Regions from separate parts of the Homo sapiens genome. Here regions 1 and 2 are each linked to region 3. The links are chromatin loops, found by intact Hi-C in ENCODE. Cell type or tissue: mammary epithelial cell. All regions are shown on one strand.

The links. Peaks named below come from ENCODE experiments on the same cell type or tissue, not always from the same donor. Only the 100,000 strongest peaks of a DNase experiment are listed, where the experiment ranks them.
Region 1: it touches region 3 in a loop (21-fold over the local background); 6 of 110 quality-filtered maps call a loop at or near these places.
Region 2: a loop joins it to region 3, with 8 times the contacts of the local background. A loop is called at or near these places in 36 of 110 quality-filtered maps.

Annotation. Positions count from the first base shown.
Region 1 is chr3:11,201,701-11,209,700 of GRCh38, forward strand. All of the region lies in intron 1 of HRH1 (histamine receptor H1), which reads left to right. All of the region lies in intron 2 of LOC102723663 (a long non-coding RNA gene), which reads right to left. Among named protein-coding and RNA genes, the nearest start is that of HRH1, 51 kb to the left of the region's middle. In mammary epithelial cell, a CTCF peak has its summit at 4,382 (motif pointing left); a DNase peak (open chromatin) is centred at 6,621.
Region 2 is chr3:10,940,997-10,948,996 of GRCh38, forward strand. No RefSeq gene overlaps it. Among named protein-coding and RNA genes, the nearest start is that of SLC6A1, 48 kb to the right of the region's middle. In mammary epithelial cell, CTCF peaks have their summits at 1,248 (motif pointing left) and 4,872 (motif pointing right); a DNase peak (open chromatin) is centred at 1,135.
Region 3 is chr3:10,754,532-10,762,531 of GRCh38, forward strand. It overlaps LINC00606 (long intergenic non-protein coding RNA 606), which reads right to left. Exons shown (of 3, transcript NR_152730.1): 3 at 4,811-7,391. Among named protein-coding and RNA genes, the nearest start is that of LINC00606, 5.7 kb to the right of the region's middle. RefSeq lists an enhancer at 4,073-4,367. In mammary epithelial cell, a CTCF peak has its summit at 4,213 (motif pointing right); DNase peaks (open chromatin) are centred at 2,930, 3,270 and 4,220; H3K27ac peaks cover 1,310 bases.

The DNA of each region.
Region 1 (8,000 bases), 450 kb after region 3:
CCACACCCTCAAGGGGGACATGCCCAGGAAGAAAGCTAGCCTGTCTGGGCCTTGCCAAGTGCCTGCTGAGTTGCTCACAGGAAGCATGTCCAGCTGGGAAAAATAAAAGCGGGGACCTTGCCCCTCTCTGTGAAGTCCAGGCTATTGTTAACTTTTCCGAGAAGTTAAAGGAAATCATTTGTCTGCCGCCCAGGCCTGTGGCAGTGTTGGGCAGTCTCTTGTTTTGCCAAATTGCCTGGGCTGGCTGTCTCCACATACTCCCCCCTCACCGGGGCAGGCACCAGGACTGAAGAGCTGGAGGTCTTGGGGTAATTCAGAGGTGGGGAAAATGGATTCTTCCTTAATACATACGGTTGAGTTTTGCGGTAGATAAAATTATTTCTAATTTCTAATAAAAGGAAAGATTAAAAGGAAACTTTGAGGCTGGCCGCTGTAGCTCACGCCTGTAATCCCAACACTTTGGGAGGCCAAGGGGGGCAGATCATGTGAGGTCAGGAGTTCATGACCAGCCTGGCCAACATGGCGAAACCCTGTCTCTACTAAAAATACAAAAATTGGCCCGGTGTGGTGGTGAGCGCCTTGTAATCCCAGCTACTCGGGAGGCTGAGGCAGGAGAATCACTTGAACCCAAGAGGCAGAGGTTGCAGTGAGCCAAGATCACACCACTGCACTCCAGCCTGGGTGACAGAGCAAGACTCCATCTCAATAAATAAATAAATAAATAAATAAATAAATAATTAATTAAAAATAAAGGGAACCTTTGTTTGGGAGCCACTTTAACTAGATGATTTCTAAGACTTCTTCCAGCTTTTAGCATCCTGACCCTATGTGGTATTGACCTCCTGGCCCCCACCCTCCTCCATCCCCTAGCCAAGATGTTTTGTTTTGTTTTAACGAAGACTTTATTTTTCTTCAAGCAGTCTTAGGGTCACAGCAAAATTCTGCTGAAGATATAGAGATTTACATGTACCCTCTGTCCTCACATATGCACAGTCCCCTGCACTGTCAACATCCCCACAGAGTGGTGCATTTGTTACCACGGATGAGCCTACATGACACATCATTGTCACCCAGAGCCACAGTTTCCATGAGGGCTCCCTCTTGATGTTGCACTTTCTGTGGGTTTGGACAAATGGATAATATGTATCCATCATTCTAATACCGTGCATTTTTTACTCTCCTAAAAATCATCTGTGATCTGCCTATTCATCCCTTCCCCTGCCCAAATCCTGCTAACCATTGATCTTTTTACTGTTTCCAAAGTTTTGCCTTTTCCAGGACGTCATACAGTTGGAACCATATAGTACGTAGCGTTTTCAGATGGGCTTCTTTCACTTAATAGTATGCATGTCAGTTTCCTCCATCTCTCCCCATGGCTTGATAGCTTATTTATTTTTAACATTGAATAGTATCTCATTATCTGGATGAACCATAGTTTACCCATTCACTTACCAAAGGACATCTTACTTGCCTCCAAGCTTTGGCAATTATAAATAAAAATAAAGCTGCTTTAAACACTCGTGCAGATTTTTGTGTAGACACAAGTTTTCAAGTCTTGGGTAAACACCAAGGAGTATAATTGCTGCATGGTATGGTAAGAGTATATTTAGTTTTGTGAGAAACGGCCAAACTGTCTTCCAAAATGGCTGTACCATTTTGCCTTCTGGCTTCTCAATTAATTATTTCTTTCAAGGAGCATGCCTTTGGTATTGTATCTAAAAAGTCATTGCCAACCCAAGGTCATCCAGGTTTTCTCCTGTGTTATCTTCTAGGAGTTTTATAATTTTGGTTTTATGCTTAGGCTTATGGTCCATTTTGAGTTACTTTGTCTGAAGGGTGTAAGGTCTGTATCTAGATGTACTTTTTTGCATGTGGATGTCCAGTTGTTCCAGCACCATTTGCTGAAAAGAATTTTTCTCCATTGTATTGACTTTGCCCTTTTGTCAAAAACAACTTGACTGTATTTATGTCGATTTATCTCTGGATTCTGGATTCTGTTCCATTACTCTGTTTATTGTTTCACCAATACCATATTAATTACTGTAGCTTTATAGTAAGTCTTAAAGTTGGGTAGTGTCAGTCTGCCAACTTTGCTCTTCTCCCTCAATATTGTGTTGGTTATTCTGGGTCTTTTGCTCTCCATATAAACTTCATAATCAGTTTGCTTATATCCACAAAATAACTTGCTGGAATTTTGATTGGGGTTGCATTAAATCTATAAATCAAGTTGGTAAAAACTGACATCTAGACAATATTGGGGGTTCCTATCCATGAACATGCTGTCCTTTAAGCTACCTATATGCCTGCTTCTAACTTTTCCTTAATTGAAAGGAATGGGAGAATAGGTATCTCATTCGTCAAACACCTACTGTGTGCCAAAAATCATTTAATGATTTCACAGCACCATAAGGATGAGATTATGGCTCCCACTTGACATTCGCTGAGGCTCAGTGGGATGTTCATATCCATCCATTAAACAGACATGAATGGGACCTACTATGTGATAAGCCCTGAACCAGGAGCTGGAGATGCAACAGAGAACACAATAGAAGTGTTCTCTGCACTCATGGAGCTTACTGTCTGTGGGAGAGAGAGGGACACATATTAAATAATCCCATAGATAAATGATGTTAGGAGAGTTTATTCTGGGGCTAGGGAAGGCTTCCTGGAGACAGTGCTGTTTGAGCTGAGATTGGAAGGATGAGTAGGTACTAACCAGGGGTCAGGTGTTCCAAGCAGAGGGAATAGCACTTGAAAAGCTCACAAGACAGGAAGGAGCTTAGAGCCTTCCCAGGACTCAGAAGTGTGTATGGCCAGAGCATGGAAGGGAGGATGAAATAAGCTGACGCTCACTGAATCACCGAAGGGGAAGGCCGGGATCAGCTCTGCACAACCTTGTAGGCCTCAAAAAGGGAGGGCATGGAGAAAGAGAACAAACTACGTGTTAGGTGCTTTACCAGGTGCTAACACACACGCGATCACCTTTGATCCCTGCAGCTACCCCATAGTAAATGTTATCACCATCTCCAATTTACAAATGAGAAAACAGAGGCTCAGAAAGGGTCAGTCCTCCACTGGTCAGAGGCAGAGGCAGGCTTCCCAAAGCTTGATTCCAAATCCCATGGTCTCCTCAGTTCAGGAGCCTGGATGTACCAGGTGCAGTCCCCGCTGGGTAGCGCCTGGCCCCTCCTTTCCCAGATGCGAGGTTTCCTGCAGGGAGAGCCCAACCAGGCTCCCTCCAGCCCCACGTTTTTGGCTTCTGGCCTGTCTCTGTGGCATCCTTGCTTGAAATCAGAGAGAGAAACGTGGGGTCTGGTAATTGTATTCCATTAAGCCTAATTAAGATGCAAATTTGCACAGTTAATGAAGAAGGCAATTTGGAAGCAATTTCGCCAGTGACACAGGACTCTCATCAGCGCGGCTGTTCTTGGTAGGTAGGTCTGAGGAGATGGGAATGTATGCACTGCCACCCACCAGGCTGCATCTGGCCAGTCTCCAGGGAGAAATTCTTCCTTCTGGAGAAGGACAACCCACCCTAAATAGAACGCATTGTACGGAAACTGCTTGCATCATGTGATCCCCTGTGTGTAGATCATCCAGCTCTGGACCCCTGGAGTCCCACCTGTAGGCTCTGCCCTGCCCTGGCCTCTTGATAGGGGCAGGAGGGCCTGAAGCAGTTCTCTGGAAACAGACTGCCTGGGTTCAAATCCCAGCTCCACCACTCACTAGCTGTATGTCCTTGGGCAAGTTTTTTAACTTCTCTGGGCCTCAGTTTACTCCTCTCTGAACTGGGATAACAACATCAACTGAGAAAGGCTGCCATGAGGCTGAAATTGAATTATGCATGGGAAGTACTCAGCAAGCGCATGGCACATGAATGATGTACATTTTCATGAGCTCTCCCAGCACCCCATGTTTCGCATGGGCAAGAGCTCTGTTCCCCAGCCCCCAGGTTCACAGGTTTTCTTTTTTTTTTTTTTTGAGACAGTCTCGTTCTGTTGCCCAGGCTGGAGTGCAGCGGCACTATCTCGGCTCACTGTAACCTCCGCCTCCCAGATTCAAGTGATTCTTCTGCCTCAGCCTCTTGAGTAGCTGGGACTACAGGCATGCGCCACCACACCCAGTTAATTTTTGTATTTTTAGTAGAGATGGGGTTTCACCATATTGGCCAAGCTGGTCTTGAACTCCTGACCTCGTGATCCGCCCGCCGCGGCCTCCCAAAGTGCTGAGATTACAGGCGTGAGCCACCGCGCCTGGCCCACAGGTTTTCTTTTGCTGCTATCAGATGGCTGCCATTTGGGGCTGGACCTTCCCCAGGCCCTGGATGTCTGAGGTCTGTCTGGCTTGAAGCTGGGGCACACCCGGCAGCTGGGCTCTTGCATGGATTGCCACCTGGTGGTTGGCTGTTTTCACATCTTTGTTTTTTTGTTTTGAGACAGGGTCTTGCTCTGTCACCCAGGCTGGAGTGCAATGGTGCAATCTCGGCCCACTGCAACTTCTGCCTCCCAGGTTCAAGTGATTCTCCTGCCTCAGCCTCCCGAGGAGTAGCCGGGACTACAGGCACACGCCAACACGCCTGGCTAATTTTTATATTTTTAGTAGAGACAGAGTTTCGCCATCTTGGCCAGGCTGGTCTGGAACTCCTGACCTCAGGTGATCTGCCTGCTTCGGCCTTCCGAAGTGCTGGGATTACAGGCGTGAGCCACCACGCCAAGCGTGTTTTCACATCTTTGTATACCAAAGTTGGCCTGCTGGCCTGGACTTCCTCCCAGCACTTGACTCCACTTCACTGGCCCTCCACTTCAGTGGCCAGTGTTGTTTCTAAGTGAGTTACTTAACTGACGTCATTGTTATTATAGCTAAGATTTGTGGACTGTTCACTGTGCCAGGTGCTTTACCTATAATTATGTAATTTCATCCTTACAGCAATTTATAGATGCAGGGACCAAGGCGCAGAAAGGAAGAGTGACTTGCCAGGGTCATACAGCTGGCAAGGGGTGCCCCCGGAAGTCAAACCCTCTGTGCCTGACTTCCAAACTCATTGTTAAGCCTTCTATTCAACCTCTTCTGTAGTTCCCAGGCACCTGTGCCTGGCACGTGGAGCAAAGGAGATGCAGAGACCACCGTCTGCACCCTCGAAGGGCACAAGGACCTGTGGAAAGGGACAGACAAGGGAAAGTCAATGACGGAATAGGGTGGGAGAGCTGAGGAGGGGGAAGCTGGAGGAGGAGTGTGGGGAGGTCTGAGGAGGGCTTTTGTCTTATCGGGGTGGAGTCAAGGAAGGAGGGATTACAGAGAAGGGCACACTCGGTCTGAGAGTTGAAGGACGGATGGAAGTCTCTGGAGGTTTGCAGTGGAATGGGCTTCAGGGAGGGCACAGCAGGTGCAGTGGCATGGAGGTGTGAGATACTGGGGTATATTGAAGTTTGGGGTCTGAGGGTTGATGGTGGGCAGGGGGCAGCAGTGGGAGGGGAAGGCGGGAAAGGTAGACAGAAGCCAGGTCATGCTCAGCCCTGAAGGCCAGGCTCAGGCAGAACTTACTAGAGGTTCAGAGTGATGGGTCCTAGAAACAGGCTGACCTGGGCTGGGCACGGTGTCCCACGCCTGTAATCCTAGCACTTTGGGAGGCCAAGGCGGGTGGATCACGAGGTCAGGAGATCCAGACGATCCTGGCTAACACGGTGAAACCCCGTCTCTACTTAAAAAAAAAATACAAAAAATTAGCCGGGTGTGGTGGCGGCGCCTGTAGTCCTAGCTGCTCAGGAGGCTGAGGCAGGAGAATGGCGTGAACCTGGGAGGCGGAGCTTGCAGTGAGCCGAGATCATGCCACTGCACTCCAGCCTGGGCGACAGAGCGAGACTCTGTCTCAAAAAAACAAAAGAAAGAGGCCGACCTGAACTGGAGCGTGAGGTCCTTCGCTTACTTGCTGTGTGATCTTGGACAAGACCCTTGACCTCTGTGAGCCTTAGTTTCTTTTTCAATAAAATGGGGTCATTCAAAAAGCTTCCCTCCTAGGGTGATTCTGAGAAGGTGTGCAAGAAATTTCAGCTCAGTCTTTGTACATAGTGACCCCTCCATCAACAGAACTACTCCCCCTACTTGGAGGCCCTAGGGAGCCACTGCAGGATCAAGGGAGAAGAGCGGGCATCCTTGTGTACCCAGCGGGCCTGTCTGGCCCATGCCCCAACATCTGTCAGGAAGGGCGGGCGTCATTGACCACCAAAACTGGGTCAATGGGTAAATAAAAGGAAGAGGTTTTCCCACTAAGATGTTTATCACTTAGAAGCAAGAGCAGACAGTCTTTCCACGCAAGAGCAGGATGAAGAATTTAAAACTGTGTTTGCCAAACTTTCACACTCCCCTTTGCCATTTTCTCACATCTCTTTCCTGCCTGTTCTATTATTTCCTCAACACTTTTCTTTAAAGCAATTTTAGATTGACTCCAGTTTTTTCTTTTTTTTTTTTTTTTTGAGACAGGCTCTCACTCTGTCACCCAGGCTGGAGTGCAGTGGTGCAATCTTGGCTCACTGTGACCTCTGCCTCCCAGGTTCAAGTGATTCTCATGACTCAGCCTCCCAAGTAGCTGAAATTCCAGACATGTACCACTGCGCCCAGCTAATTTTTGTATTTTTTTGTAGAGACAGTTTCGCCATGTTGGCCAGGCTGGTCTCCAACTTCTGAGCTCAAGCGATCTACCCGCCTTGGCCTCCCAAAGTGCTGGAATTACAGGCATGAGCCACCACTCCTGGCCACTCTAGTTTTTTGTTTTTTGAGGGTTTTTTTGCTTAGCTTCCTAACACAATACTATCTGTTAAATCAAAAGTTTGAAAAAATATCACTTGAAATCCTTCTACCAAGATAAAGCCACTGTGAACAATCCAGGGAATATTTTTGTAGACTTTTCTGCAAGCATACACACCCATACATACGATGTTACAGAAATATGATTATGTACCGTTTTGTCATCTTCTTAATTTGACAAACTATTATGGACACTTTCCCATGTCAGCAGAGAAAGCCACATGATTATTAATCGCTGTATACCATCCCGGTGTTCTTGTGTGCTAACATGGGACCAGTCCCGTAATGACTGCTGTTTATATTGTGTCCCACTTTCCAGTAATAAAAATAACACTATGGTGAACATCTTTTTGTACCCTGTGGGATGAAAGATTCTCAGAAGTAGAACTGCAGAGCCAAAGAATATGTACATTTTAAAGATTTTGAGTAAAAGCTACAAAACTGCCCACAGAGAGTAATAATTTGCATCACCCCAGCCATGAGATGCCAGTTTCCTTCACCCTCAACTGCCTTGTATTGCCCACGTAGATGCTAAAATCTAAACAGCCCAATCAAGAAATACTTATTAACAGAGAGATTTGAACATAATTGATTTGTGATGGTAATTTTTTTAAGAGTCTTGCTCTGCTGTCCAGGCTGGAGTGCAGTAGTATGATTATAGCTCACTGCAGTCTCAAATAACTGGGCTCAAGCAATCCTCCCACCTTAGCCTCCCAAGTAGTGGGGACTACAGGCTTATGCCACGATGCCTGACTAGTTTTTATATTTTTTGTAGAGGTAGGTTCTTGCTCTATTGCCCAGGCTGATCTTGAACTCCTGGCCTCAAGTGATCCTCCCGCCTCAGCCTCCCCAGTACTGGGAATCCTAAATACTGGGATTATGGGCATGAGCCACCGCACCTAGATTGTGATGCTAATTTTTAATTGCCTAGAGATTCTTGACTCTTTTCTTTGTACCTTTAGTTTGATAATAAAACTACTTTGGATCTGTGTAATGGAATTAAATGTATCGGTGGTTCACAGTGTTTGGCTAGTAGACCTGACTTCCAGAATCACTACTGTTTTAGTTCAGGCTGCTATATATAACAAAATGTCATGGACTAGGCAGCCTTAACAGCAAACATTGATTTCTCACAGGTCTGGTGGCTGGAAGTCTGAGATCAGGGTGCCACCATGGCCAGGCTCTGGTGTAGGGCCTCT
Region 2 (8,000 bases), 190 kb after region 3:
ATTGCTTTATTTCTTTATTACTTCCCCTGTTTTACAGATAGCCATCTATTCTTGCAGCCACCCCAGCCAGGATCTATGTTCTAAGACCTTCCTCCAGCCTCCCATGAGAAGGAGCCACAGTGGGGCCTGGTTTTCTTCTAAGGCCCTTCTCTGTCCCCAGCCGCCTCTTCTCCGTCCTCCTTACAGATAGGGGATTTTGCGGCACAGAAAAGTCAAGCAATTTGCCCACGGTAACACAGCTAGTAAACATCAGGACCAGAAAGAGAACTCAGGTGTGTCTGACCCAAAAGCCCTGTCTCCTGACCACAATGCCTTATTGTTTCTCGTGCTATGAGGCCTAAATAAAGCAACAGCCCCCTCACAGTGGTGAAAATAGCTGCCACAAAACTTATGCTTGTGTCCTAGTAGGCAGACACTCATGTTTGAGGCAGGCAAGGCAGAGCACAGAGAGATGAGGATTTGGAGTATGCAGCCCTGAGTTAGGCTCCAGGATCTGCCCTTGCCAGCCTCAGTTTTCTCATCTCCAAAATGGGGATAATAGCTCCTGTTTCAAATACAGGGTCTAACTCTGATGAGGTAATGCAGGCATCACGGGATCATGAAGATCCCGTGAGCTCTGTGTGTGAATGGTAAGGTTCTGAATTCACACTAGTTATTATCCTGAATAAATAATGCCTAAGCTCAAAAAGTGTTTGTAGTATTGCCTAGAACTTAGACTAAAGCCTCTAAATTTGTGTCTGATATTTCTAAATGGCTACTCTAGACCACAGGCATGTTTTGTCCTGCCAGCTCATGACAGTAAGATCATCTTATGCAGTGTCTACTCATTCCTGTCTGGTCAACTTTTTGCTTGAAATCCCTGATCTCAAGTCTACCTGACCCTGTCTTGGCCTTTGATCCTCTCTGAGGTGGTAATATCTGCTCGTAGGAAAGCATCCCACAGACTTCTGGAATTCAGAAAGTCTCTGTGATCCACAGCCAGGGTCCCTGAGTAATTCCTACCCTCACAGAGCCACAGGGATTGCTGCAGTCACCTGTTCCCTGCCATCTTCCCTCCTCATGTCTGAAAGTGTCTTGCATTAAGCAGCTGTCATATGCAAGAGGAGGCTGAGTCACAGAAATATGAGTTTCACTCATTCCCAGGAAACTTCATTTGCAGACTCTTGAGCCTATAGAATTAATAGCATGAGGAATTAATTGACGCACTAGACCCCTCCAGGCTGCAGTGTGTGCTAGTGACCCCTGCTGGCCAAGTGGGACACTGCAGGCTGCCTCTACTAGACACTGCCAATAACCAGAGAAGGGGAAAGGAGCTTTGGCAGTGAAGTCAAGGCTACCTCAGGCCTAACAGCATTTCCCATGGGGGAGGGGATCAGGCACCAAAGAGCAGGCATATTCTGCTGAAAGTGGCCAACTTTGGAAAATTGAGTTCTTTCATGCATTCAGCAGCCCTTTACTGAGCAGCCACCATATTCTTTGTGTGGACTCAGGACTAACAGCCCCTTCCCTGGAGTGTTCCTACTCTTAGGAGGAGAGGTGTCCATACGCTTCTGGACAGGAGTAAGTTCACAGGGAGATGCTGTTCTGATTCTGACCTCCTGTTCCTAGCCGTCTTCCAGCCAGTTAGAGTTCTTCAGTGTGGCAGTGAGCAAGTCTGCCCACTCCTTGGGCCTCGGTTAGCCACTGGTAGAATGGCAAAGAAATGAGACCCAGAGAGGGAATGTGATTTGCCCAAGATTCCCCTAGAACTCTGTATTCCCATCTCATAATCAGTCCCCTGCACCATCTCAAGCCGTTAAAAAGCAAATGAGCTTGGGCCCCTCATTACCCATTAGGGAGAAAAGTCAGCCTTTGTTGCCAACTCTGGCCACTTCTCTCTCATTTTTAAATAATGCCCACTTTGTGAGGGATACTGGAAAGAGTAACACATGCAGCACTCTCTGAGCATCCAGCGTGGCTCAAGTGTCAGAGCCACTTCACAGGAAACCATATGGCAGGATGTGCCATGGACTGAGTGCTGGGGAAGTACTGCAGGCAGGAATAAGAACTGTTTATGGAGCACCTGCTGCGTTCCAGGGTCGTGCCTGCATTACCTCATCAGAGCCTCACAACAAATCTAAGAGGTAATTGTCATTAATCCCATTTTTCATAGGAGAAAACTAGAGTTCAGAACTGTAAATAATGTGCTCTAAGAGATACAAATTACACCTCCTGGCAAGTGGAGGAGCTGGGTTTGGATCCAGGTTTGCTGGATCTAAATAAGGCCCATGTGCCCAGCCACTTAACCAAGGATGTGGGACTTGAGTTGCACCTTGGGGGATGGGAAGACTTAGGCAGAGAAGGACATTTGAGATGAGGGAACATCCCGAGTGATGACAGAGGCTTTGGGAGAGCAGGGAACCAGGGTACTCCCCATTCACTGCAGCCTCCACTTTCTGGGCTCAGGTGATCCTCCCACCTCAGCCTCCTGAGTAGCTGGGACAACAGGTGTGTGCCACCCTGCCCAGTTTTGTTTTTTTTTTTTGTAGAGACAGGGTTTCACCCCAGTCTACTTTCTATAACCCCTCATGTATCTTCACCAATCTCTCTGGCAGAGCAAGATCAGGTAACACCATGCTTATCATGGAATGGCATCTGATGCTGGTCCCCCCACAGGACAGGAGCTTGGATGAACAAGTGCCCAGCTTGCCCCAGAGTGGGGAGCCATGGGAAAAGGAATACATAGGCATTGAAGACCTACTCAGTGCTGGAGACCATACCAGACACTTTCCTATGCATTACCTTGCCCTCAACTGCCTTGTAAGTTGGCATGGTGTTCACATTCTACCAGGAATGAGGAAACAGGCTCAGAGAGGTAGATTCAGCTACCCAAGGTCACAGAGCTGGAAAGTGGTAGAGCCGGGGTAACAGCCCAGGTGTGTCTGGCGCCAAGGCCCATGCACTTTCCACCGACCACCTGTAGTAGTCAGGCTTCTCTAGAGAAACTTCTCTAAACATTGGATAAAAATATATAGAAAGAGACTTATTATAAAGCATTGGCTCATGCAATTATGGAGGCTGAGAAGTCCCATGATTTACTATCAGCAACATGGAGACCCGGGAAAGTCAACAGTGTAGTTCCAGTCCAAACCCAAAGGTTTGAGAGCCAAGAGCACTGACGTGCAATGGCAGGAGAAGATGGATGTCCCAGTTCAAGCAGAGAAAAATTTTCCCTTCACCTTTTTGTTGTACTTGGGTCCTCAAAGGATTGGATGACGCCTGTCTGCCTTGGTGAGGGCAGGTCTTGTTTACTAGGTCTACTGATTCAACTGCTAATTTCTTCCGGAAACACCCTCACAGAGACGCGAGGAACAATGTGTACCAGCTATCTGCACATTCCTTAGCTCAGTCAAGGTGACACATGAAATTGACCATCACAGCACTGTTGGGAGCCACTGAGTGTCACCACAGCCATCAGCATTGAGAGGTTACTCAAGGCCATAGAGAAGCTATGGATGGTGGTGGAGGCCATGTGGGGAAGGTCTGAGGGTCTTCAGGGGCCTTGGAATGCCTTTGGTGACACTAGGGACCTCTGGAAACCTTCACAATTTCCCAGAAAACGATAGAAGGCCATGAGAGTTCACTGATAAAGACAAGGGGATGTTAAAGCCAGTGAGAGGCATTGGAAGTACCTGGGAACCCCCAGAGACCTGAAAGAGATGTTGCAAGGGGAGAGGGCCTGGAGACCCAGTAGAATTATGTGGAGCCATTTGGGAGTTACGAGAGACTGGGAGTGACAGGAGTATATGAGAGTCATAACGGCTACTGAAAAAAAAAAGGAGGCTCATTGGGGAGCATTAAGAGGTGCTGAGAGCCATCAAGAGTTATAAAAAATATCAGGGCTCTTGGTCATGACTGGGGGGTATTTTAGTCATCCAGAGTCCTAGGGAGTACTTGGGGTCACCTTGGGGGGCCCTGCCTGGGGGAGCAATATGCAGGATGTAGCCTTGAGGAAAGGGGAGGAGGGTAGCTCAGAAATGCTCTTACAGCGGGGCGCAGAGATGGGGGAGCTGGAGCCAACACGAATAAAGGGGCCGGATGCCCAGCTGCCATAGATGGAAAAGCCAGGCCAGAACTCCGCAGACCACGATAGGCGGCCGGCAGGTACATGATGGGACAAGGACTTTTTGACCTTGATCTTCCTAGGCTTGTACAGGCCTGAGTTTTCTTGAGATTCCCAACCTGGGTGTGCCAGATCCCCCATCTGGGTCTAGCCAACACTTGGCTTTTCTTATTCTCCTGGGAATTTTCTCTGCCGTTCTTTTCAAAGCCAACCATTCCTGAAGTGAGGAGGCTCTTGTAGCCCAGGCTGAGCCAGGAACTCAGCCCCCCACCAAAGGCAAAGGATTTAGGGGAAACCTAACAGAGGAATCTGGGCCTGAGCTCTGGGAGCCCCTGGTCAGATGATGGAGAGAGGGGCAGAGGACCGTGTAGAGTGAAGGCAAGTGTTATTTATTGAGCACCTACCATGCACCTCGGATGAGGTGGGTGTTTTCCATAATCCTCAAACCAACCACTGGAACTGTGATTTGTTCTCATTTTACAGATGTGCACACAGGCTCGGAGAGCTAAAAGGAGGAACTTGCCCAACATCACACAGGCTGTGCCGGAATTCAAAGCCAGGTGGATCAAACCCAGAATTCTTGGCTTTTTCCCTCTATACCAGGCAACTATTGGCTTGGCCCAGGTCTCTAGCAGGGAAGAATGAGCCCTGAGCCTTCCTGCCCTTATCCACTCTCCCCCACCCCCACCCCTCCATCCCAGTCCTGGGCTCAGAGGGGCCTGTGGCTGGCAGATCCAGGCTCTGTTAGCAGCAAGTCAGCCACCAGGTGGCGCTGCTGCTAAACCCAAGCCCCCTCCCTGTGGTCCTGGCTCAGGCCAGTGAGGTCAGGACTAGAGCTGGGACCCCACAGTTGAGACTAGAGGATCCAGAGGTCTCACTCTGGGTGCCCAGATGGGGGACAGAAAGGCTGCCCTTGTCAAACGCGCACAATTCATCCTTCTCACCCTGCCCCATCCCTAGCTCACGTTTGCAGCACTACCCTAACAGCCAGAAGTGAGGGTTCTTAACTCTCTCACTCCTTTGCTGTGTGACCTTGGGCAAGTGACTTTGCCTCTCTGACTTCAACGTCCTCTTCTGTACAAGTGGACAGAATAAGCCACTCAGGGGTGCCGAGAGGATGAGATGAGATGATGGTGTGTGTCAAGCGTCCGGCACACAGGGAGAACATGGCTCTCCCAGTGAGCCTCCTTCCTCGGGTCCATGGTCAGAAGGGCCCCAGCCGGTGTCAGGAGACCTGCACCCTAGCTCTGAATTCGCTGTGTGCCTTCAAAAAAGACATGCTGCCTCTCCAAGTCTCGGTTTCCTCATCTGTAAAGTGGCACTAATCACAGGAACTTTCTTTTTGGTTATTCTGAGGATGAAATGAGAACATGGCTATATGGCATTTGTTTTATAAAGCCCCACATGATCAGGAAAGGTGATTATTGAAAGCATTTCTGCAGCAGCTTTCAGGGGGTGGGATTGGGTGAATGTGTAAATAGTGGTGAGGTGGGAGAGGTGACCGGGCACATGGGACAGGCTGCGGGTTTTGCTCTGTGTACCTACAATGACACAGGCCCCTTGTGCCACACCCTACTTGGCATCTTCCCGGCCATGCCCCAAGCCCCTATCTTGCTCCATCTATCCTGGAGTCTTGCCCCAACCCGTTTAAACACAAAAATGTCTGAGTGCCTGCACGGAACAAAGACGAGAGGCAGAACACGGAAATGTCGATTGTGATTATCTCTGAATGATAAGGTTTGGGCTGATTTTTATTTTCTCCTTTTTCTTTTATTTTTTCTGTACCATCTAATTTTTTTTTAACAAAGAACATCTATTGCTTTTATATTCCAAAAACCAGAATCAATAAAGCTATTTTTAAAAATCCTTTCCTTGCCATCAAGAGGTTGGTTATAAATGAAGGCTCCAGAGAAAGAAACAATGATTCTCCTGTGGCTGGAAGATGTGGCCAGAGGGAGATGGGAGGGGAGAGGAGGCGTCACCACGTAAGCTGCCTTCAGTCCTGTCTCCAGCCTCCCCTGGGAAGCCAAGGAAGAGGCAGATGCAGCAGGACCCCTCCTCCGGGCCACAGAGCTCCCCGTAACATTTATGGGCCAGCATTCCAGGGGCCTTGAGCTTGCCGCTTGTCTCTGGGAGCTCGTCATGGTTGTTGAAGGAAGAAGGGAGCAAACAAGCCAGGAAGCCATGCTTGGTGAGGGCTGACTATGAACTAAGTGCTGCCACCTCTATTAACTCATCAGACCTCCCTCCCCACACTCCCCTGTTGAGGGAGCTGGGATTATCAGCCCAGGTTACAGATGAGAAAACTGAGATATGAACTTACATATCTGACTGCCTTCTGGATCTCTCCTCTTGAACATCCATTCAGCATCTCAAACCCAATTTTCCCAACTGAATTCACCTCCTCCAATCCTTACCCCCGCCCAGCCTATTCCTTCCTATCTCAGTAAGTGACACCGCTGTCCAACCACTTCCTTTATTCGGCAAATATTGATGGAGCATCATCTATGGCCCTGCCCTCGGGGAGCTCGCACTCTCGCCAGAGGAGACAAGAACACGGACATTTTGGAAAGTAAAATTATGCAGTGTGACAGAAGATGATAAATTATCTGGCTAAAAATAAGGTAGGGAAGAGGTATAGGAAGGGTCAGAATGGGGAGGTTGGAATTTTAAACAGGCTGGTCAGGGAAGGCCTCATGGGGAAGGTGAAGGAGGGCGGCGGTGGCTGTCCCAAGAGGAGCATCCAGGCACAGAGATCGGTGTGTGCAAAGGCCCTTGGGTGGGCGCTTATCTGCAGTGTTCCCAGGCAGCTAGGAGGCCAGGGTTGCTGATGCAAAGTGAGCAAAGGGCACTGGTGGAAGGGGAGGCCAGAGAAGTGGTGGGCAGATCACAGAGAGCCCCGAGGCCAGTGCAGATGTGCAATGAGGATGAGTGAGGGTTCTCAGCAGGAAAGGGACCTGCTCTGATTCCTGTTTTAATAAGGCCCCTCGGGCTGCTGGCAGGGGCTTGGGTGGAAGCATGGAGACCAGGGAGGAGGCTGTTGTCCTCCAGGAAAGAGATGATGGTGGCTGTACCAGAGAGAAGGGGATTCGGGATCTGATTCTGGGTATATTTTGAAGGTAAACCAGCAGGGTTTCCTGGTGGATTGACAGAGAGAGGAGTTGAGGATGACTGAGGTTTGGGGCCAACTTGTCAAGCGAGAAAACCTCCTCATTCCCCGCATTCAATCCACCGGTGAGTCTCATTGGCTCTTCCTCCTTTAAACCTCTCAAGTCCACTCACTCCCTCCACCCCAGCCACTGCTTTGACCTCCCATCATCCCCTGGACTGCTGTTGCCTCCTCCTGGCCAGCTTTCCCTGCCTTCTCCGCCAACGTGCCTTCCCCTCAACCCCTGTGGTGGGGCGGTTCATGCCTGTTAGCACTCATGGCAGACCTGAGCCAGAGCCCACCACTGTCAGGGAACTTCCCTTCTGCCTGAGAGTTACCACCCCAAAAGGAAATCAGGGGGCCAACAGATGGGGGATGATGCTGGCTCACCAAAAACCCACCATGTCCACCACCAGGGCCAGCTGCATGACAACCAGGCATCGTTCAGCAGGGAGAGGAAGGAGGCCCCAGGGTCGGCAAAGGCTGGGCCTTTGAAGAAGTTCATAGCTCAGCGTGGTCTCTGGCATCTCAAAGGTGTGGATCTGAATCATGGCTCTATCTCTTACACCATCTGGGTGACCTTGAGCAAGTCTCTTCACCTCTCTGAGCCTCCCTTTGCTCATCTGCAAATTGGAACCAATAATCTCTGAGCCTCAAGATTTTTGCAAGACCTGGGAGTTCCATTAGGGTGTTGGCTTACGTTAACCTAAAACAGTGCCTCCCAGGGCCTGATGGGCCCCCATGAAAGGA
Region 3 (8,000 bases):
ATTCTGTGAGTAGCGTGTGTATTTGGTTCTAGAGCCCCAGAGAAGTGAAATGAACTAGACAAAGTTACCCCTAAAATGTTCCATATGATTTGGATGTGTGTTCTCTCCAAATCTCAGGTTGAAATGTGATCTCTAAAGTTGGAAGTGGGGCCTGGCGGGAGGTGATTGGATCAGGGAGGCGGATGTCTCATAAATGGTTTAGCACCATCCTCCTGGTGATGAGTGAGTTCTCGCTCTGGTAGTTCATGAGAGATCTGATTGTTCAAAAGAGCATGGCACCTCCCCCCACCACTTCTTGTGCCCACTCTCACCATGTCACATGCTGGCTCCCTGCTGCCTTCCGCCATGATTTTAAGCTTCCTGAGGCCTCACTAGAAGCCAAGCAGATGTTGGTACCATGCTTCTCATACAGCCTCCAGAAACAGGAGTCAGTTAAACCTGTTTTCTTTGTACATTGCCCAGTCTCAGGTATTCTTTTATAGTGACACAAAATGGCCTACCACAACGATGCCTCACATTCTCAAGAGAAACCAAATGTGCAAAGGGTTTAAGAGTCTGTTTGACTCTAACTCCTCCTCAGAGAGCAGCAATGGATCTTTTGGGGTTCCCGCAAGGTATTCCCATCTAATGGCACCAGAAGAGTGGTCCACAAAGAATCTAGGCTTTGCAGTTCTTTGTACTCTACCCTATCTTCCTTTTCCTCTTTCCCCAGTAGAAAGCCTGCAATGTGAAAGAGCTACATAAAAACCAATAAATGGCTCACTGTCTGATTAACTGTCATGGTGCTTATCATAGCTCACTGGACAACGATTGACTCCTTGCAGGTTGGAGAAAGTATGAGCCCCTACTTGTTCCAAAATTTGCTTTGCTTCTTGCCTGGCTACAGCTTAGTTCCTTCTGGGGCTCATCACTACGTGGTAGTTGACTGTGGCTACAGAGGTTGTGAGGCCCTGATGCCTAGCAATTCAAGATAGCTGGATTGTGATGCCAATACAGCTTAGAGAGAAAATGGCTTGCTCAAGGTCAATAGCAAATATGCAAAACCCAGAGCTGTGATGGGCATGAGAAGCTTCGAAATTTGGAAGAGAGACTCAAGTCTCAAAGTAAAGCTCTCATTAATCCCAGGTGGTACATCTCTTGAGGCCTGCAGGATTCCCTTAAATGTGTCTGGCATTGAGTTTTATCCCCAGTGTGTGTCACGAGAAGCATAAAAATGTGATCCTTGTTTGCAAGTGTCCCCTCACCCAGGCGTGATGAGGTCAGAAATTCCACCCTTGCAGACAGCAGGGGTTTTTTGGGTTGAGCATTGACCGTCTTCCTGGACGCTCATTTGGAAGGCAACCAGTGCCTCAAAGACGAAAGACTTCCACAGCTGACCTCTAGCCTTGAGTAGGAAATTTAACACCAATAACTGTACCCTTGGGACAGGACTTCGCAAAGGTCCAGACAGTGGTAGTGGCTTAGTTCCATTCTCAACCTGGTCTTCTAAGACCATTACTGCTTTGTGTTCATTATCTATGAGTGGTTTGCACCTTTGGTTTCATATTAGGACCACTTGGGGAGCTTTTAAAAACCTCAAGACCAATATTCCACTGGTAGTTTCTGGGGATGGAGCTCAGGCCTTAGTAGCTTTTAAAGCTCCCCAGACGACACCAGTGTAGCCAAGGCTGTGAATTGCAGCTCTCCTGGGAGAGCAGAGAATGGAATTGTAACCACTTCTAAGTCCACTGAGCTGAGCACAGTGTCCTGCCCACAGGAAGCAGTTTTTTAATCCATATTGCACTAACGGTGGAAGTTAGATTGAGTTCCAGTACAAGTAAAACTCCCAGGACCTTACATGGCTATGCTGACCAAGCTAAGATTTATTTCAGGAAAAAAATACAAGATATTAAGACCATTAAAATGAGGATATGCATCAGGGCCAAAGGCTGCCTCATAGTGAGGGGTTCTGAGAGTCAGGGGAGAGCTCCAGTTGTTACACTGATGTGGAACGACCATGTGCTTGTTCTTTCAGATCAGGATCTACTGATGCACCTGAGATATTAGAATCAGGAAGCACACAATGGAGGGCTCATCGTGTAGGCACACATGCTGCGTTACCAGCCCTGGCACTGCACAGGGCTCCCTGAGGGAGCCCCTGAGGCCAGTTGCAGGTCATCAGTCTCATTGTGACCCTCAAACAATGCTGACAAGCTGATATCAGACACCCTGAAACTTGTCTCCACCCATGGCCACCAGTCAGTACCCTTCATGCCTTGCCCAGGGGTCCATGCTGTGCAGGCACATCTCTTACTTCAGCAAAACAGCCCAGGCTGATGCCAGACCTGCTGCAATGAGCCCTCAGTGCACCTGGGAGATAAATTCAGCCTGCTTTTCTTGAAACCTTGATACTCAAAGTGAGGTCTTGAATGAAGAGCATCAGGGTGACCTGGGAGCTTTAGAAAAGCTGGATGGCAGGTCCCAGCCCAGAACTACTGAGTCAGAACCCACATTTTCACAATGCACTTCCCCCTCGGAAGTCCTGTGCACATTGACATCTGAGATTCACTGCCTTGAAGGCCACCACACTCATGCTGTTTCTCTTCCCACTGTTCAGGCTGGCCCTCATGCCAGCGAGGCCAGTGTGTTAAGACCAGTGTGAGCATCCCAAGAAGAGGAAAGCCCCTGCATCACGGCCCAGACCCTAAGCCCACCATGTCAGCTCAGGGGGTGCAGAGTGCCTCTATAGCCTGGTCCCCTTCACTGGGAACCATCATGACTGAGGGCTGGGTGACCTTGTGCTGGTGGTGCAGGGTGATTTGTGTCCAGGGAACAGGAGGGCACTCCTATCATTGCCACTCGTCTCTCACCCAACGCATATATTCAGATGAAGTCAGGGCAGAGCTGCAGCCACTGCAGCCTTGAAGGGGAAATTCGCATGACTCATTCACTATTACCACGACCGCTCACAACAATAGCTAACGTTGAATACCCATCTTTGAGTCATCCTACTATCAGCTAGCATTTATTTGGGCATCTGGTATGTGCCAGGCACCATGCTCTTTATTCACACTAACCTATTCATCAGCACAACCTCACTACATTGATATATTGTTCAAGATCACCCAGACTGAAGAGGCAGTGCCAGGATTTGGATCCAGGTATCTGATTCCAAAGACTTCACTCTTAACTCTTACCCTGCTCGTCTTTGAGAACTGGCCCATCCAAACATGTTACAGGAGTGAACACAATAGATACAATGTCTGCCTTGTGGTCTAAAAGGAGTCATTCCTGAGCATGTGTGGTGTGCACTGTATCATTTATTTACACAGCAACCTTAAAAGGTGAGGATATTATGATCCATATTTGACACATTGAGGTAGGGCTCAGAGAGGCTGAGTCACTTTCCCCAGGGTCACACAGCTGGGTCTGGGAGGGGTGGAAGGGGTGGATGACAGCTCCAACTTGCCTCTGTGAGAGCTGAAGGGCTCAGGGTGTGTACGTGAGTACTGGGGCTTTTCCAAACTTCCCTGGCTCCTTGCCAGCTTTCCTCAGCCAGAATTTGGGAGTCCTCAGAACCCCACAGAGGGAAGCTAGCATCTTCTTTGTTACACTCTGGACTTCCCAGAGGCGGTTTCCCTGCCCCCAACGTGCTGCATGTGACTTGATCTCTCCGAGCCCCTGCTTTCCGGTCCGTAAATGAGATCTTGAGTGGTCTCATGTATGGTCACTGGCAGGGTCAGTGGGATGCCCAAATAAAACAGCCCATGGAGGAGTAGCAGCAGCAGTGGGTGCTTATACACGGCGGCTCCTTCTCTCAAATCTCAGGACCGCTGTGAGGTCTGGGAAACCCACACCCCCACTGGGAGAACATTAGCTAATAGGAAGCATCAGGAACTTGTCTTCTTTTTAGAGACAGGGTCTCACTCTGTTGCTCAGGTTGGAGTACAGCAGCACAATCATAGCTCACTGCAGCTTCGACCTCCTGGGCTCAAGCCATCCTCCCACCTCAGCCTCCTGAGCAGCTGGGACTACAGATGTGCCACCCTGCCCAGAGGAAGTTTTAAACTTGACCACTATCTCCTAGCTAAGAGAGGGGCATGAAGCCCAGGCCCCAGAGACACGGTTCCTCTGGCCGCAACCTTTGCTTCCAAGCATCTGAGTAACTAACTGCCCATCAGGGATCAGGGGAAAGAGGCCCTTCCGACACCAGCGCAATATTCTTCTGCTTGGCCACATGAGGGCAGCACACGCCTGTATAAAGCACAGCTCTGGCTACAGCTCCGCCTGGGGATGAGGATGTCACTCAGCTTCCAGAAGAACCAGCTGAGTTCATGCTTGCAAAGCCACCAGATCTCTGTGCCCTATTGTGCCTACTCGCCTTACTCTGCCCAGTGTCCCTCCTCCCACCGCCCTTGTTTCACAGATATCATCCAATCCTCTCTCCAAGGTAAGTGTTTACTTTAAGCGTTAAAGCCATAGGCTAAACAGCCTCCCATCATTTTCCGTTCAGCAAATATTTACTGTGCACCTGCTTCATGCCAGGCACTATTCCTGGTGCTGGAGACTCAGTAACAAAACAGGCAGAGATCTCTGTCATCACTGAACTCAGTCTCATGGAATGTTTGGGCTGCTGTCCCCCATGCAACATTTTATTATGTAAAATGTTCAAACATGCAGAAAAGTTGAAAGAATAGCACTCGTGTAATGAACCCCATAGACCCACCATCTTTATCACATAACTGCCCACTTATTTATCTCCTTATCCGTTCACTCTACTTTTAAATGCATTTCCAAATAAGAAGGAGACATCACAATATCTCTGCTTGATATTGTTACCCAGAGGGCAGTTTATTTGTGCCTTTTAAAAGTAAAATCAACATATAGTGTGATGTACAGATCTTAAGTGACCCATCAAATGACTATTGACAAGTACACACACTTGTCCACCCAAATAGAATCAAGATAGAAAACACTGTTAGCTGCCTTTTATTAGCTCTGCAATTTTGGGCTGGTTATTTAACTTTTCTGGATTAGTTTTCAGAGTTAAAAAAACAAAGTTGTTGAGAGAATTAAATGAAATAATATGTGACAGTGCCTGGGGCACAACAGACACATGGGTTAAGCAGTCAGCCTGCCTCAGTGGAGTTCCCACTCCACTATGTTCTGGCTGTGTGACTTTGGACAAGTTGCTTAACCACTCTGAACCTCTGTTTCCTTCTCGGAAATCAGCCATAACACTACTTTTTAGCAACATTCTCAACCATGGCTGAAAACTAGAATCATCTGAGGAGCTTCTAAATATTACTAACATTTCCTAATTATTTGAAAATCTGTAAATATACTTTTGGATTAGAGAATGGTTAGAGTTAACAGAACTGGGTTCCACTAACTTCTGCTAACATGGGTGTCAGCTCTCTGGGCCTCAGTTTTTCATCTCTAAAATGGCTGCATCATGGGCTTGTTGGGGGGTCTGAGAGGAGGTTGAGAGCTGTGACGTGTTCCACCCTTATTAGATATCTTTATTTAGAAACATTGGCATCAGAAAGGGCCTTCTAGATCTTAATTGGACAGAATTAGCCATTTTAGAGAAGAGGAACCAAGGCACATGGAAGAACCAAACTTTTTATCATACCTTAGAAAATTCAATCTGGCCTTGATGATGCCTCATGCCCCAGGGGTACAATGACCCCAAACAGGTCATATCTTACCTTCCTCAGGCAGCCTCTCCCAATCACACAGGTATCTTTCTCTTTCCTCTCTTGTCTGCTTTATATAGTTAGGAATTTATTAGAAACTCTCGTGTTTTCTACTATATAGGAAAAATGAAATTGGTGGCACATCTACCTCCACTACCCATGCCTGCGCCCCAAACAGACATTAATAATGGATTGCTGAACTTTTTCCCACTGAGTCCATGACTGCCTTAGCTGTCTATCCTACAGAATACTCAAACAGACATAATCAGATAATCACTGTTGAAAGGTTAAATAAAATCTCTTTTGCTATTTTTCTGAGATGAAATTTAAATAAATATTGGCTGGCAATGTCAGCTGCTTTGTTTCCCCAAATAGAGTATCAATTCTTCAAGGACAGGACCATATATTATCTTCTTCCATATTCTAACAAATGTTCAAGCATTTTGGAAAGCAGATATCTTTAAGCTACCTTTCCTTGACTGGAGAAGCAGTGTGCCATGGTGGGCAGCACAGGGTCTCTGGAATAGATAATCCTGACTTTTAAACATAGTTCTGCCACTCGCTGGTTGGGTGACCTGGGGCAAAATGACTTCATTTTCTGAGCCCAGTTTTCTCATCTACAAAATAGAGGAACATACTTGCCTCTCTTTCAAGAATACTGCAAAGAGTTTGTGAGCCCATGCAGGTAAATCTCCTGGCACAGTGATTGGGACATGGCAAGTGCTCAGTAAATGACAACTTTGTCATTAGCACAATTGTCAAGGTGGAGGAAGGAGGATGTGAGCTAAGTCTATACAATCATAAGTCAGACTCACTCACTGGAACCTGACACAAAATAAAAAAGACAGCCATCGGTGCCTGGAACAGGCGAGCACATGATAAGTATGTGTCACTTGCACGGCAATTAATACAGGTATTTGCCATTGCAAAGGTAACGCTTTCTGGGACAGAGCTAGATCAAGAAATGTCTGGGTGAATTTGTGCCTGGAGAGCACATGGGACCCTGGAGAGAAGGGAGTGACGGCCTCACCATGCCAACTAGTCAGAGTAGGGCAGGTATGTCTGGGAAATGACCTGTCTACAGGTGACGGGGAAGAAGGCGAGCCAGGCAGGTGAGACGGTGTGGAGAGGATGGGGGCTGGTGAGCCAGTGTGTGTCCCAGCAGGTGAGTGGAAGAACACAGCCACTTGTGAGAAGCTGAGGGGCAGAGACCCAGGCAGGTAGGTGGGAGACATTTGGCACCAACTGCATGTGGAGGTGCAGAGGAAGTTTCCAGGTTTGGGGGCAGGGATGGCAAAGAACAGAAGAGAGAGACACTCAGTAGGGGGTTGGGTCTAAGAAGGAGGCTTCATTCAGTTTAGCAGCCAAAGGGAAGTGCAAGGTCAGAAAGCTCTGTCATGCATCCCCCAGAATCAGCAGTGATCTGGGGGTGGGTGTGCTGTGAAGCCCCCCCGAGGCTGCCCTCAGTGCTATTGAGATGCCCCAGCCCCTGGCTTCCCCAAGCAGCTCCCTCGTGCTCAGCAGGATGGCACAAACATCACTCACTCTCCTTGTCAGCGGTTGTCACAGCACATTTGTGGCAGCAGCGTTCATCCACGCTTCAGGAAGTCGGTGAGGCTGGGTGCTTCAGGGGATGGCCAGATTTAGCGATGCCTCATATCCTCGGATGACATCAGGGGACTCACTCCCTGACCAAAGCAGTGGAAAATGGGACTGGAAAACAAAAAAGAAGGAAGAATAAATCTATTCAAATGCTACCTCCTTGATTGCATGGGGCCTTTTAAATGTGTCCTGAGCAGGGACAGAGAGAGAGGCCTCAGTTCTCATCCTTAGTTCTGTCATGAAGTAGCTGTGTGTTGCAGAAAATATCAGTCTGGGCTTCAGTCTCTTCACCTGTAAAATGAAGATAATTACAGCTGCCTGGACAAATGGGGCAAAAACGAGGCTCAGATGGAGAGCACAGACTCATAGGCAGGGGTGACAAGTGCAGGTTCTCTTGGGTGTCGACTCTGCCTGGTGGTGGCTGCCTGATCCCTGCATTGAGAAGAACGCTGAAGCTGAGGCCAAGCTGAGCCAGAGAGAGTGCTAGGATCGATTAGCTATGCCTGCCTCAGGTGCCAGATTGGAGGGCGCTCCTGCTATGCTATGTTTGCCATTTCTGTCCTAAATGGTTTTTAGGTATCATTATTATCATTTCTTCTTTACCCAAAGCCAAAAGCACCCTGAGAAGAGGCCAATGGGCAGGTCTGCACCCAGGAGGCTTTGGTGCTAATCCCACAGCCCTCTTCTTCCTTTTTCTTGGTTTTGTTTATTTTTTTTTTC